Linked DNA regions of Mus musculus: regions 2 and 3 are each linked to region 1. The links are chromatin contacts, found by Hi-C or POLR2A ChIA-PET in ENCODE. All regions are on one chromosome and are shown on one strand. The core of a region is the stretch at or near the end of the contact, and the rest is flanking DNA. Distances in the headings are between cores, read along the strand shown. Region 1 overlaps Tns3 (tensin 3). Region 2 has its middle 240 kb from the start of Tns3. Region 3 overlaps Tns3 (tensin 3).

Evidence for each region. Hi-C counts contacts between places; a loop is a spot of excess contacts on that map. ChIA-PET counts read pairs that join two places held with the same protein, here RNA polymerase II (POLR2A).
Region 2: POLR2A ChIA-PET joins it to region 1 with 16 read pairs in Patski. The contact joins two enhancer-like sites. A Hi-C loop is called at or near these places in 1 of 37 maps with a recorded cell type or tissue (gastrocnemius). POLR2A ChIA-PET finds 5 or more read pairs at or near these places in 2 of 5 experiments (Patski and embryonic stem cell).
Region 3: a loop to region 1 is called in a map of gastrocnemius, with 5 times the contacts of the local background. The contact joins two enhancer-like sites. A Hi-C loop is called at or near these places in 4 of 37 maps with a recorded cell type or tissue (gastrocnemius and heart). POLR2A ChIA-PET finds 5 or more read pairs at or near these places in 2 of 5 experiments (both embryonic stem cell).

Annotation. Positions count from the first base shown.
Region 1 is chr11:8,480,066-8,484,377 of GRCm38, forward strand. The region is part of intron 17 of Tns3 (tensin 3); the gene reads right to left. Among named protein-coding and RNA genes, the nearest start is that of Tns3, 180 kb to the right of the region's middle. Within about 2 kb of position 1,796, at least 1 of the 3 ENCODE cell types and tissues checked has a DNase peak (open chromatin) inside an H3K27ac peak, as active enhancers do; it is gastrocnemius, where a contact is called at or near this core.
Region 2 is chr11:8,421,896-8,426,207 of GRCm38, forward strand. No RefSeq gene overlaps it. Among named protein-coding and RNA genes, the nearest start is that of Tns3, 240 kb to the right of the region's middle. Within about 2 kb of position 2,561, at least 1 of the 3 ENCODE cell types and tissues checked has a DNase peak (open chromatin) inside an H3K27ac peak, as active enhancers do.
Region 3 is chr11:8,521,795-8,526,106 of GRCm38, forward strand. The region is part of intron 13 of Tns3 (tensin 3); the gene reads right to left. Among named protein-coding and RNA genes, the nearest start is that of Tns3, 140 kb to the right of the region's middle. Within about 2 kb of position 2,076, at least 3 of the 3 ENCODE cell types and tissues checked have a DNase peak (open chromatin) inside an H3K27ac peak, as active enhancers do; they include gastrocnemius, where a contact is called at or near this core.

The sequences.
Region 1 (4,312 bases), core at 546-3,045:
TCCACAGGCATTTACTCCTGACCCAGGGGTACCTGGTTCCTGCTCTTAGCCAAGCCTGATCGTCTTGTTGGGCAGAAAAATAGGTCTTGGCTAGCTGGTTAGCTTTTTAAACTTTCTTCCAGGGAATTCTTAAAATTGGGCAATAGGGGTTACCTGCAGCAGCCTACAAAGGTGATAATGTTTCAAGTCACAATGCAGTCTTTCATAACAAAGGAGGATTTGTTGGCAGTCTAGGCTTAAGCTAAAAACACAAAATCCCTACAAATATGGAGGGGCGAGCATGTGACTCCATGAAGCAGGGCCACCGTGGGTTCAAAGTCAGTCTGGACTAGGTGCTGAGAAGCTATCTCAAGAACAGTAACTAAATGGGGGCTGAGGAGATGGCCCCATCTGTAAAGTGTCTGCTGCACAGGGAGGAGACTTCACACAAGGTCACCAAAATTCACTCTCAGAGAGACAGGCGGCCATCCTAACTCTCAAGATGTGTGGTCCTGGGATGGAAGTCGGACACAGCAGGACTAACAAGGCTTAGTGAGAGAAAGTCTTAGGGGACAGCAGCAGCCTTAGATCCAAGGTGCCTGCATCCGCCCCAGCAATGGTGACAAAGAAGACAGGTCAGAAAGAGTAGGAGTACCCATGGAGACTGCTGAGCAAGCAGGCCTTTCTTCATGAAAGGTCCATAATCCACTCATCACTGAAGTGGTGAGCAGCAGCCCAGTTTCGGAGCTGAGAGTTCACTCTGCATCACTCAGCAAATCAGTAAACAGCCATGTATCAGTGTCAGAGGTGCAATGGCAAATGCTTTAGGGTACCAAAGAAAGAAGACAATGGCACCAAAATATTCAAAATCCAATCTCTGGGATGTGGAATTCCAGACAAGGGCTTATATCTTCTATGGATGTCTCCATCTTTTTCAAGCTTTCAAACTACAATTCTTTTTCATAATTTTATTCTTAAAAACTATACTATAATTATATCATTTCCCCCTTCCTACACTTTGTTCTTATTCAAATCCATGGTCCCTTTTTCTTTAACTGCTGATATATAATACATGTGCATATAGTATATACATACACACACACATATTCCTAAATACATAGAACAACCTGCTTAGTCCATATGTTAACTTGTATTTATATATTTTCAGGGCTGACCATTTGCTATCTGATAAGCATTTCCATGCTTTTTCCTGGTGACTTTCTCTCTGCTCTCAGCAACCCTCAGCTGCCTGCAGTTCTCTGTGCAGGGCTGAGACCTCCTGAGCTCTCCCTATCCATGTTAACATGTCTACTGGCATTACCTGGCCAGGTCATGTTTAGGCCACCATGCTGATAAGAGTTCGAGTATGACTTCTCTGACATTTCTAGAAGATACTATCTCTTAGCAAAGTTCTGGTTCCTTTGTCTGTATCTTTTATGTTTTCAGACATAGACACCAGAGCCTCAGAAGAAAGGTGGGCTAGGGACTACCCACAGAAAACCATAGGCACCTCCATTTCAGCCTGACACCTCTCACCACGCCAGGGCCTCTTAGCCACTGTTCCCAGATAGGAAAGACACAGAAGCAAGCAGACATTTCTACTCACACCCTAGTTATCTTGAGATCTGGAAGGAGGCTGGCTGCCACAGGGACATTTCTCTATGGGTGTCATGTACTATCTCTGGTGCCTGCCAAGCTGGTCGCCCCCTTTAGAAAGACTGAAACAGAAAGCATGGCGTCTCTGCACTGCTGCCTCTCTGGGGCTTGGATTCCTTACAGAAGATAGATGTGGAGGTAGCCACGTGCCCAGGCATGGTGCCGATCCCTGCGATCATGCCTAGATCTCAGCTCTCATGTCCATCCCAATGAGGACTGGGTGTCTTGGGAGTGGGTGAGAGACAGGAGGGCAGGAGCCAGAGGGTAGCCTCCCTTTGCCAAACACAGGTTCCCGACCCTCCCTTCCCTGGGAACAGTGCCATACTGTGAGGAAGACACATGGCTTTTTGTTTATTTTTCCACTCTAGGCTCAATGTGTGAGCATCTGCAGAGTAATAAATCCTTGATGCTCACTAGGTTACACTCTTCATTAACATAAATCCACCTGCACACACAGCCACCGCTATGTACCACCCTTTGTCCTCCCCTGCTCAGGGGGTGTCCCTGGGGCTATCTTATCTGCAATCTCCTAGCAGGACTCCAGGGGCTAGGGATGGGAGTCGGGGGCTGCATCACGGCTGCTGTTCCACATCTGCAGAAACGGCAGAGCATGGGTTTACACTATTGACTTCAGATTGCCAGGGTAAAGCTGACTTGATGAGCGTGGGCAATCTGAATAGCAAAATAACTGTTGGGTCAAGGAGGAAGTAGGTAAACCCTACTCTCTGAACACTGCATATAATTCATGCCATACGGGTAGCCACAGCAATATTTATTTCTCACTTTCCAGAAGAAACCAGGAAAGGAGGAAAAACAAAATAAAACAAAAAGACTTCATGGGAGCAGGGGATGCTGGTGGATTCTCTAAGGACACGACTGACGCTGGTTTGATATGCAAGAGAAGCTGGGCTGGGCTGAAGGAGCCCTCTCTGGGTTCTGGGCAGCCTCACACTCACACCAATCCCTTCTGGGTTCTGAGAACACCCAAGGGAAACAGGGACCAAATCAAGCTCAAGGGAACCTTTACAGGCACAGGGCCTCTCCTATAACTGTGGCAGGCCCACCTGTGCCTGCTGGGGCCCAGTTGGCTCCCTTCCCACCAGTACCTGCTGGGGCCCAGTTGCTGTGGGGAGCTACACCTACTTCCAGCAGGATCCCTGCCAGTGAAGAGGAAACCTGAACCAGCCCCTGGCACTTTCAAAAGCTCAGGAAGCTCAGAATGCACCAGGACACTTAAGGCCTACGGGAACACGGAGTATTGGCCTGTCATTATGCCAATGAGTCTTGTTCCAGGAACTCTCCATGCAGCCAGGCCCCCTATGGAGGAGGGGCAACCAGAAAAACCAAGTGGCAGCACTGACTGGACGCCCCACAGCCCACCAACTGTTATCAGTACCTCTGAGCATTCATTTGTCTTTGCACGGGATCATCCTTACACCTAACCCAAAGGACCCACTGGACTCCAGGCTAGAGCTTGGGACCTGAGTCCCTATTTCCCCGTTCCTGCTACCCCCCAAGTCCTTGCGCTGATATGTGGGCACACCCTCTGGGCACTGCCCAGGACCACAGACCTTGTCAAGCAAAACAGGAGCTGAGACTACCATGAGTCTCTGGAGGGCACTGAACCTCAGAGAGACTGGGAAGCTGAGGCTAAATGACTGAGAATACAGATAGGGACAGAGTCCTATAGCACTCCAAGGCCAGGCAGCTGTGTGGGCAGTGTGGGAGTAGGGCAAAGACAGCCAGGCTAGGGGGCATCCCCACCAAGGCCACTATGATAGTGGGGAAATCATGAGAGTGAACTCCCTCAAGCGCTTCATCTGGAGACACTGGAGGTCTTGTGGGAAGGTTTGCAAAGCACAGGGCACACACGAATTGGATGCAGACCAAGATTGTCAGGCACTGTGTTGCCATGCAGGACTGAGTATAGGATAGCCCATTGTTACTGCGAAACTCTGAGTGTGTTTTTGGGGGAAGGAGTTTAGACCACTTAGCTGGAAAACTACATTTTAGGATAAATCTCCCACAATGCTCCTTGGCAATTCTGCACTTCTTCAAATGTACCAAAGTCCTAATCGTGACAATGGTACCAAACCCTTCCTCACTGAGTTTCTTGGTATCACCTGGCCTATCTGGAAAGAGGGAGAGGAGAACGGAGCAGGAGACATCATGGCATCCATGCTATGACACCCATACTGAGTCTTCAGGGCAGAATCCTCTCCTCAGTGAGGCATACGGCCCACTGTGCTGCGAAAATAAACCTACCAGTCCTGTGGAAGGCAGCTTATGGGCAGCTACATGACCACTGGCTGTCCTCTACAGCACGGTCCCAAGCTCTGGCCCCATTAGAAGCAACCAGGGGGAACATCCCAGCCTCCAAGTGCCTAGATACACAACCACAATTATAACCATGTGGTTCTCCACAGAATGCCATTACAACCCTCCACTGAGGGCCTCATTCTTCCTCTTTTCCATCTACTCTTCCCCTGGAGCCGCGGCACAACTGTCAATGTTTTCAATTTACAGGCACAGCACATCTGGACCCAGGAGTCAGTGGGTGAGCATAAAGTACTTCAGACACTCAAGTCCCTACCAGGCCAAACAGCCACTCTTTGCAGACCAAAGTGAACAGAGTCATCCTTACCACCCACATCCCAAAAGCCCCCAGGTGGTTACA
Region 2 (4,312 bases), core at 1,311-3,810, 57 kb before region 1:
AGGGAGCCATTCTGGACTTCCTGGTCAGCAGGATGGAAGTCTGTTCCAGGTAGTAAACAAGCCCATGTTTGGTGGATGGCCCACCCTTAATCCCTGATTGGCTGAGCAAGCCTGCCTGGTGAGGTGATGTGACCTGTGGTGATTGGTGGGGGCGTGGTTGTGGCTGGAGTGGAGAAAAACACTTGTAACTAGAGAGGCTGGGGGGATTTGAAGAAAGTAGCTGCCTGAGTAAACTGCTTAAAGAAGAACCGGTGGTTGAGTCTTTCTTGCTGGTCGAGTGGGACGCGACAAGAGATCTCCCTGATTTGCTGCCCTGCTAATCCCATCTGTGATTTTTTTAAAAAAAACACCTTGAATAATAACTTCTTCTCATAATCAGGCCCCAAACACTGACACCATTGCACACACTAGCAAGATTTTGCTGAAAGGACCCAGATATAGCTGTCTCTTGCGAGGCTATGCTGGGGCCTAGCAAACACAGAAGTGGATGCTCACAGTCAGCTATTGGATGGAACACAGGGCCCCCAATGGAGGAGCTAGAGAAAGTACCCAAGGAGCTAAAGGGGTCTGCAAGGCTATAGTGGAACAACAATATGAACTAACCAGTACCCCCAGAGCTCATATCTCTAGCTGCATATGTATCAGAAGATGGCCTAGTCAGCCATCAGTGGAAAGAGAGGCCCATTGGTCTTGCAAACTTTATCTGCCTCAGTACAGGGGAACGCCAGGGCCAAGAAGTGGGAGTGTGGGAGGGAGGGGAGTTGGGGGGGAGGGTTTGGGTGACTTTCGGGGTAGCATTGGAAATGTAAATGAAGAAAACACCTAATTAAAAAATAATAATAATAAAAATTTAAAAAATAAATAGTCAATCAAAAATAATAATAATAACTTCTTCTGATACGTGGCTATAGCAGCTCATATAGCAGTTCTAGGTTGGAACTTACTATCTGAAGCCACCTGGATCCATGTTCCCAGCCAATGGTCACTCATATTAGGCTTGGAATAAATGGTCTCCTTTCCTTCCAAGGACAGAGCTGTGTTTTTAGCGGACACACCATACACAATTAAAGGCTGCAGAGCTGCTTTCCAGGACCCATCCATCTATACACACATTCCTCTTGTTTCTTAAACCAACACCAACTGGAAAAGCATCTGTGGATAAAATTTGTTTTCAGCTGAGTTAAAAGCATAGGTCCCCCAAAAATGGCCTGCTCGGGACCATAATCCCTGCTAGGCTGTCAGCAGGGGGGAGAGCTTCAACAGATGTCACCATCCCCAAGGCCTCCGGAGCTCATCGCGCTGTTAAAGGTCTCCTTCACAGGGGATGTCTATGGAAGTCGGGCGGCATAGCAACCATTTTACTCACAAGTGTAAAGTGTTAGAGTATTCACAGTTCACTCTCGCCATGGTTTTAGAGCAGGCCCACTATTCCACAGAGAAGGCGCTTTTGTCTGGTCTCCAGATGCAGAAACACACACACACATACACACACACACACACACACACACACACACACACACACACACACAAATACCCAGAGAACTATGCTTCTGCAGAGGTAATGAAGAGGAAATGGGAATACACAAGGGGGTCAGAAACTATACATACACACACATACACACACATACACATACATACATACATACATACATACATACATACACATATGTCATGGCAGACAGAGCTAGCATTCTACCCACAAGGTTAAACTGCTAGAGCATATTCACATGTAACAGACAAAGAACAGCACCCTCTCTCCTTCCCTTAGAAACCTCCACAGAACCTGTTTCAGCTCCCAGGGGACATCCAAGGAAACATGAAAACACGAGGACAGTGCTTTATGTGCTGGCTCGTGTCGGCTACCTCTGTTCTGGGGGCATGGATGATACTGGATTATTTGTGACACTACTTATGAGACCGACCTCAGGTTTTCAGTCTGAATGTTGGACTTTTTGCAACTCCTGCCATAGTTGGGGTGATAACACCACTTGTTGGAAACATTCCCCCCACTCATTTGATTGTCTTCCTGGCTTCCACACGCCCCGTCAGGTTTCATCTGGGACTAACGGGAGGGCTGAGGCCTGCAGTTGTCAATAACTAGGGAGCTCTAAGTCCAGGGTCTACCATGAAGTTCAGGTCCAACCCAGGCCATAAGCAACAGGGCTTCAGTAACTATACTTTTATCCTCTAAGGCAGTGACTCTTAACCTTCCCAGTGCTGCTATCTTTTAATACAGTTCTTCATCTTATGGTGACCCCACTCCAACCATAAAATTCTTTTCCTTACTACTTCATAATTGTAATTTAGCTGCTGTTATGAGTCCTAATGTAAATACCTGATATGCAGAATATCTGATATGCGACACCTGTGAAAAGGGTTGTGACCATCAGGTTGAGAGCCACTTTTCTAAGGGGACTAATATTTGCCATTACACTCATCCTCCCTTTTAAGCTGGCAACAATTTACAGATTATAAAGACACCCTGCTGTAGGAAGCTATGATAGCCACTAGGGGGCAGGATCACCTCACTGAATTCTCAACAACTGGCTGGCTCCACGCAGCACAAAGCTGGGGGCAGAGGGAGGAGAGCACACTGGTAATGGAGGTTTTGCTTGATTCTTGGCATTAGAAGGCAGCCTGCACTTTGGGGGAAGCCCGGGAAGCGTGCATGCACAAAGAGGCAGGGACTGAGTTCCTGCAGCCTCCTCTGCTGCATTGTTGGTTGTCCTGAGAAGGCAGGATGTAGAAAGCACCGAATGTGAAACAACACATTCGGTGGTGTGAAACAACACATTCTTTGTGTTTTTCCTTTTGCTGGTGGCCAAGGCACAACCCTAAACTTCATGGTCTATGAACGGAGACTGGGCCACTGCCAAGACAGACTGAGAAGCAAGCTACTCAGTGAGCATGACCACCACACTACTTATGCCTTAGAAGCCAAGGCCAATTTGCTGTTTTCAAACCGTTAAAAGCCGGCAGGGCCACTGAACCTGTAGAAAGCTAATCATAAGCCCGTTGTCACTGCAGGAGGTTAGAGATTTATCAGCTCAGAGCACAGAGGAAATTCTTGTTGACTTAGAATTTGAGGTCATATCCTCACCCAGATGGAGGGGAAACATACACGTGTGTGCCCAGGCTAATGATTCCTGGGACTCATCTCAGCGGGTGGCAGCTTGGACACATAAACCAACCAACCATAGTGATGCACTGCACTTAGCAAACAGCAGGCACTTAGCTCGAGTCTGCTCTGCAGACCTAATCTACTCAGTGTAGAGTCAGAACCCAGGAGACCTGGCACGGGGCATGAAACTGCTGAGCCTCTGGTTCTCCAGTATCTGCCCTACAAAGACGCATGCACAGAGCAAGGGTCTGGATGCTCTTTGTCAAAGTGGGGAAGCTTTTAGTGACACAGTGACACTCTTCCTATCCATCTTTGCCCTGCATAACAGGCTGGAAAAGTAGCTTCATTGCACTGATGAGCCAGTCCTGCACGAAGAGGGAAATGCTGGCCAGGCAACACAGCAGATGGATAAAAGATGAGCTCACTTGTCTAGGTAGCCCTGGAATTTAGACCTGGCCTCCTTACGTGCCAGGCTTGAGGGCTCGTCCAGTAAGAAGTGGACAGCCGCAAGCTTCCTTACCCTTAAGTTAAGGAGTTACTGAGACTGTGAAGTCTCTGTACCTCATGAAATGGTGGTAGATGTTTCTAAGACTCTTTAAATGGCTGTCTGAAGTGTTTACAAATAAGAGGTTCATCTCAGGCCCCATACAACACTGAGGGAGCACAATGAATCCAGTATGTGGGGTGAGTAACGAATGGATTGGGGTGGTAGGCCTCCGTGGTGCCCAGCCCAGCCCAGGCTACATCCAGTCATCGCTGTAACACCTTTCATTTCTAGTACAGGCATTTAGACTTATAAATTTCACTCTGGCCACTGCTTTAGCTACACCCCATGGATGCTAGTTTTATTTTCTACGGAACATTCATTTCTATGTGAAACACCAGGCTTCCTTGCCCACTACCTCGGCCCCACACAAACCCTGCTACTTAGAAAAGTGTTCTCTATCTTCCATGTGTGCAGAGACTTTTCTCACCATGGCACTTCATTGATTTCGAGGATAATTCCTTACTATACAAGAATAAACTCTGTTGTATGGCATACATTTGTTGAATTTTGTCTGTCTGACAGCTTGATCTACTTTGATGGCCATTCCATGAGGATTTTGAGAAATGCCCAACTTTACTATTTCTGTGGGTTGTTCTGTGTCAGTCAGAAGCTGCTGGGAGCTTCCGTTGTTTCAGTTTTCCTAC
Region 3 (4,312 bases), core at 826-3,325, 42 kb after region 1:
AGGCTTATTAATACAACAGGTCAGACTTTGAGAAGAGTCCTTTTAGCTAAGACCCTGATCTGGTGACCTCTGTCACCTACATGAAGGTCCAATAATGAACCACTGAGTATCAGTATCAATTTTAATCTTTGTAGCCACAGTGGTCAAAGATCAGAACTGTTGTGCTTGCTGAGTAGAAAGGACCTCACAGCCTTAACAAGGGGCCCCAGAGGCCTTTCGTAAAGATAGAAAGCATTTCATGAAGATCGCTGGGCAATCTGAAACCACTCTGGTTCTCTGGCTGTAACATGTACTTACTTTCTTGCGTCTCTACTGAATGTATCTAAAAATACCCTGATCCTCTGCTGTCAGATTCTGGAATACTGTCATTTGAAACAAGTCAATGTGATGGTCACAGTTTTGTGGTAAGCACTGTGTTGAATGACGACTGTCATAGAGCCCACCTAAGGAGCGTCTGCACTGACCCCCAACTCACCAGAAGCACTCGCTACCCAGAGGCATTCATCCTCTTGGAACCTTTCGTTCTTCGCTGTAAGGTGGACAGCAGCTTTACTTGACAGCATATATATATATATATATATATATATAGCTACTAAGTACTAAGAGGCCTTACAAATCTACCTGTCTGTGACATCTCCATGATTATATCTACTCTAGCCTGTCCGTATCAGTAGACTGCACACCTGCAGATTCCATCAACTTCAGAACACATGGAGACTTTCTTCTCATAGCCATTCCCTAAACACTGTGGAGTACTATTTACATGGCGCTTATATTGTATTAGCAGGTGTGATGAGCAAGCTAGAGATTATTTGAAGTATGTAGGAAATGTTCATATGTTGTATGCAAGCAGTTAACTGTTTCATAAGGTAGCTGAACATCTTCAGATGTCCGTATCCATGCAAGCCCTATAATCATGCCTACATGCTGGTAAACAACCGGACAAGTTATACTATTTAATAATCAACGTAAAAGCGTGAGCTTCTAGGAAGGGAATCGTGGTGCTCAAACCCGCTGATAGTGGCGAGGGCCATGGAAGGGTCTGAGTGGTCTTCTTTACTTGTGCTCTGGGTAAACAGTCTGGAAACCTTGCCCTAACCTTATTTCCTTACATTTGCACAAAGATATCTCTACACCTTCAACTGGATGCTAGGATGATGGAGCCTGGGACCAGGTAAAAAGCTGAGTCTTTAAGCTAAGTAAAGGCAGGCACCTAAGCCAAGGGTGTAGCGCACGCTGCAGTCCCAGCCCTTGGAAGGCTGGGGAAGAACAGTGCCTGAGCTGGGTGAGTCAGCTCTTAAGGACAGTCAGTGTCCACTCTCCTCCTGATGTGCTAGGCACAGACAAGGGAGACCCAGAGTTCCTCTTACATTCTCTAAGAACAGAGCACTCGAACATCCCCAAGAGAAATGGAAGTCCCACTTTGGTCCATCCCGGATAATGCCATGATCTCCATGCCAGCTGAGTGTGATTCCGGGGTCCTAACACTGTCAAGTCACGAACAAAAAGCAAGGAAAGGGTGAGCAGATATGGGTCGCAACAAAAACACAACTGAGGTACAGTGCCGGATGACAGCATGGATGAAGACCTGACCTAGTTCTCAGTCCACAGCATAACAAAGAAAAAACAAACAAACAAACAAACAGAAAATCACAAAAGATTACAGTCACAGATACAACAGAGATCCATTCCCAGGGCCTATGCTGGGGCAGCTTGGGGACACAATCCTACCTTTCACTGGTCACACACAAGTGCCCACTGTTAGAAACAACAAACACCAGTGCTATTTGTGCAACTTCTTAAGGCGGTTTCACCTGTACTCACAAGCCCAGTCACTGGTCACAAAGCCAGCAACCATAAAGACAAAGTACAAGTGGCTGTGGTTTGCCCAGGCAGGGCAGCAAGATGGAGCATGCCAGATGGAAAGATGTTTACAAGCTCTGGACCAAGTGCTGAGACGGGGAGGGGGCAAGCTGGCTCAAGCCCCAGGCTCTCTGCCAGGTTCCTGGCGGGCCTGCAGCAGCGTGAATTCCTGAGCAGGTTATATAAGCTGCAGGGAACCTCCCCGGGGAAGGGCCTTGCACCTGACCACAGCGGACTCTGAAGCAGGATCACAAAATCTGACCTTCTGTGAAAAGCGCTTTGTAAAGACAGGAGCAGTCCACTAAGAAAGGTCAGAGGCAGATATATCAATGTCAGTTTTGCTGTCTCCAGTCACAGCGCCACCTGCTGGTCACCAGCCAAAAGATATAATAGAGAGCTCTGTTTCTCAGGAGTTTCCCAGGCACTTACTAGGCCATTCCCTCTTCGGAACCTGCTCCTTTTTATCTCTGCTACCTGTCTCAGTGCAGAAAAAGAGCAGCAGGTCTGCACACAAGGTAACAGTCACTGAAATGAAGGAGGATTCTGATTGGCTTAAGGGGACAAAGTGCCTCTTTAGAAGCAGTAAGATGGTCTGGAAGCAGCATTCCACCATTACACCCCAAGGGCAGCTTCCTCACACAGAGGACCAGTGACAGGGCAGACACTGGGAGGTAAATCTAGACACATTTTCTGTCCCTTGCAGGGTCCTTTCCAAGTCACAGTGGCTGCCAGATCTCTTGTGAGAAATGTAACCACCAGCATACCTGAGCCTAACACATTTCCCTACCTGCAGCCTTCGGGCTTGTACACTGCACACACAGCACAACATGCCAGGTGGTTACAGGCAGAAGCAAAGGAGGCCCGCAGGTTCCTTTGAGCTAGGCAAGGTTGTAGAGGAGAAATGTGGGGTAAATCCAGAGTTGCCAAAGCCCAGGACACAGGATCGGTGATAGCTCGGCTCACTCACTGTCGTGGGAGCACTGCCAGCATAGAGCATGTTCCAGCATCTTCTCTTTCCTAAACTCTCGAAGTGGGACCAGCAGCGTGGGGCTTCTGAGCTGTGGCACAAGGCGGGCTCCACAGACTAGGATCTGAGAGTTGACTGGGACTCCTGATCTTGCACCCTCTGGGCTGAGCACAGTCGAAAGCTAAGCCATTGCCGTTTGCACCTAACTAGGGAAAAGGGTCTATTCTATTATAACAAGACTTCAGCTCATCTTTGTGCACACACCAGTCTGTCAACTCAGTTAGCTCCCTGCCTGCCCATTCAGCTAATCGAGCACGTGAGTCTAAGCTCCGAGAGCAGGCCCTGAGCTTGTCTCTACTAACTTCCTATGCCAGCCACTTTAGGAACATGAACACCAGTGATGGCCAGTGAGAAACCCCAGCAAAGGTGTCCAGTCACCAACAGCCAACTGTCAATCATACCACACATTCTAGAATACACTCACTGCGGGCTAGCCGATGCCTTTTTATACCCACAAATCAAAAAGCTCTAGGACCACAGAATGTGACTCTACTTGAGATGACACTTTTATGAAGGGCATTTAAATAAGGCCGTCAGGGTTGGCTTGGGTGAACTATAGCTGGCATCCTTGTAAAAAGAGGTTGGGGCTGGGCAGTGGTGGAACACGCCTTTAATCCCAGCACTTGGGAGGCAGAGGCAGGCGGATTTCTGAGTTTGAGGCCAGCCTGGTCTACAAAGTGAGTTCCAGGACAGCCAGGGCTATACAGAGAAACCCTGTCTCGAAAAAGCCAGGGGGCGGGGGGGGGGGGGGGGGAGAGAGGTTAGAGCTTAGGGAAATGATTCTGGTAAGACCACCTACCTATGACATAGGTCAGGAAAGACCAGCCCTGCTAATTACCCTGTCCTTATACAGACTTCAAGCCCCACAAGAACAAGAGAACAGAAATTCTTTCACAAGCCACCCAGTCTGGGGTGAGTGTCCTTTGATCGTGGCCATTCTGTCGGATTACAATGGACTAAAAGTGCTGTCAGATTTCTGACAGGCAGCAGGTCAGCCTCATAGCAGTCACTTCTATGAACTGTGCAAGGAAAAATTACACTGTGATGGAAAAATACCCTTGTCAGCTTCCACGTCTCCCACAGCCTATCTGATAACGCTGAAGAAAAAAAAGTGCAGAGCATACAAAAAAGAATTATAAACACAGGAAGTGTAAATCAAATCAGTATGCAATCCTAAAAATATTCCATGTGAGGAATGGAAACGGGTACAGGAAGGAAATCGGCTTATCGAAACCAAGTATCTCTTGTGGATCTATAATCTCCTCTGTGCCAGCACGGCTAATGGAAATGAGTCACCCAAGAGGAGCTAGCTGGCCTGTGGCATGAAGTTCACCTCCAGAGCCCTCAAGCCTGAATCTCACACATTGTGCACCATAGTTTTCCAGCATAGCTGGCTTCTGTTTCCATAAGAGCACAACTAAG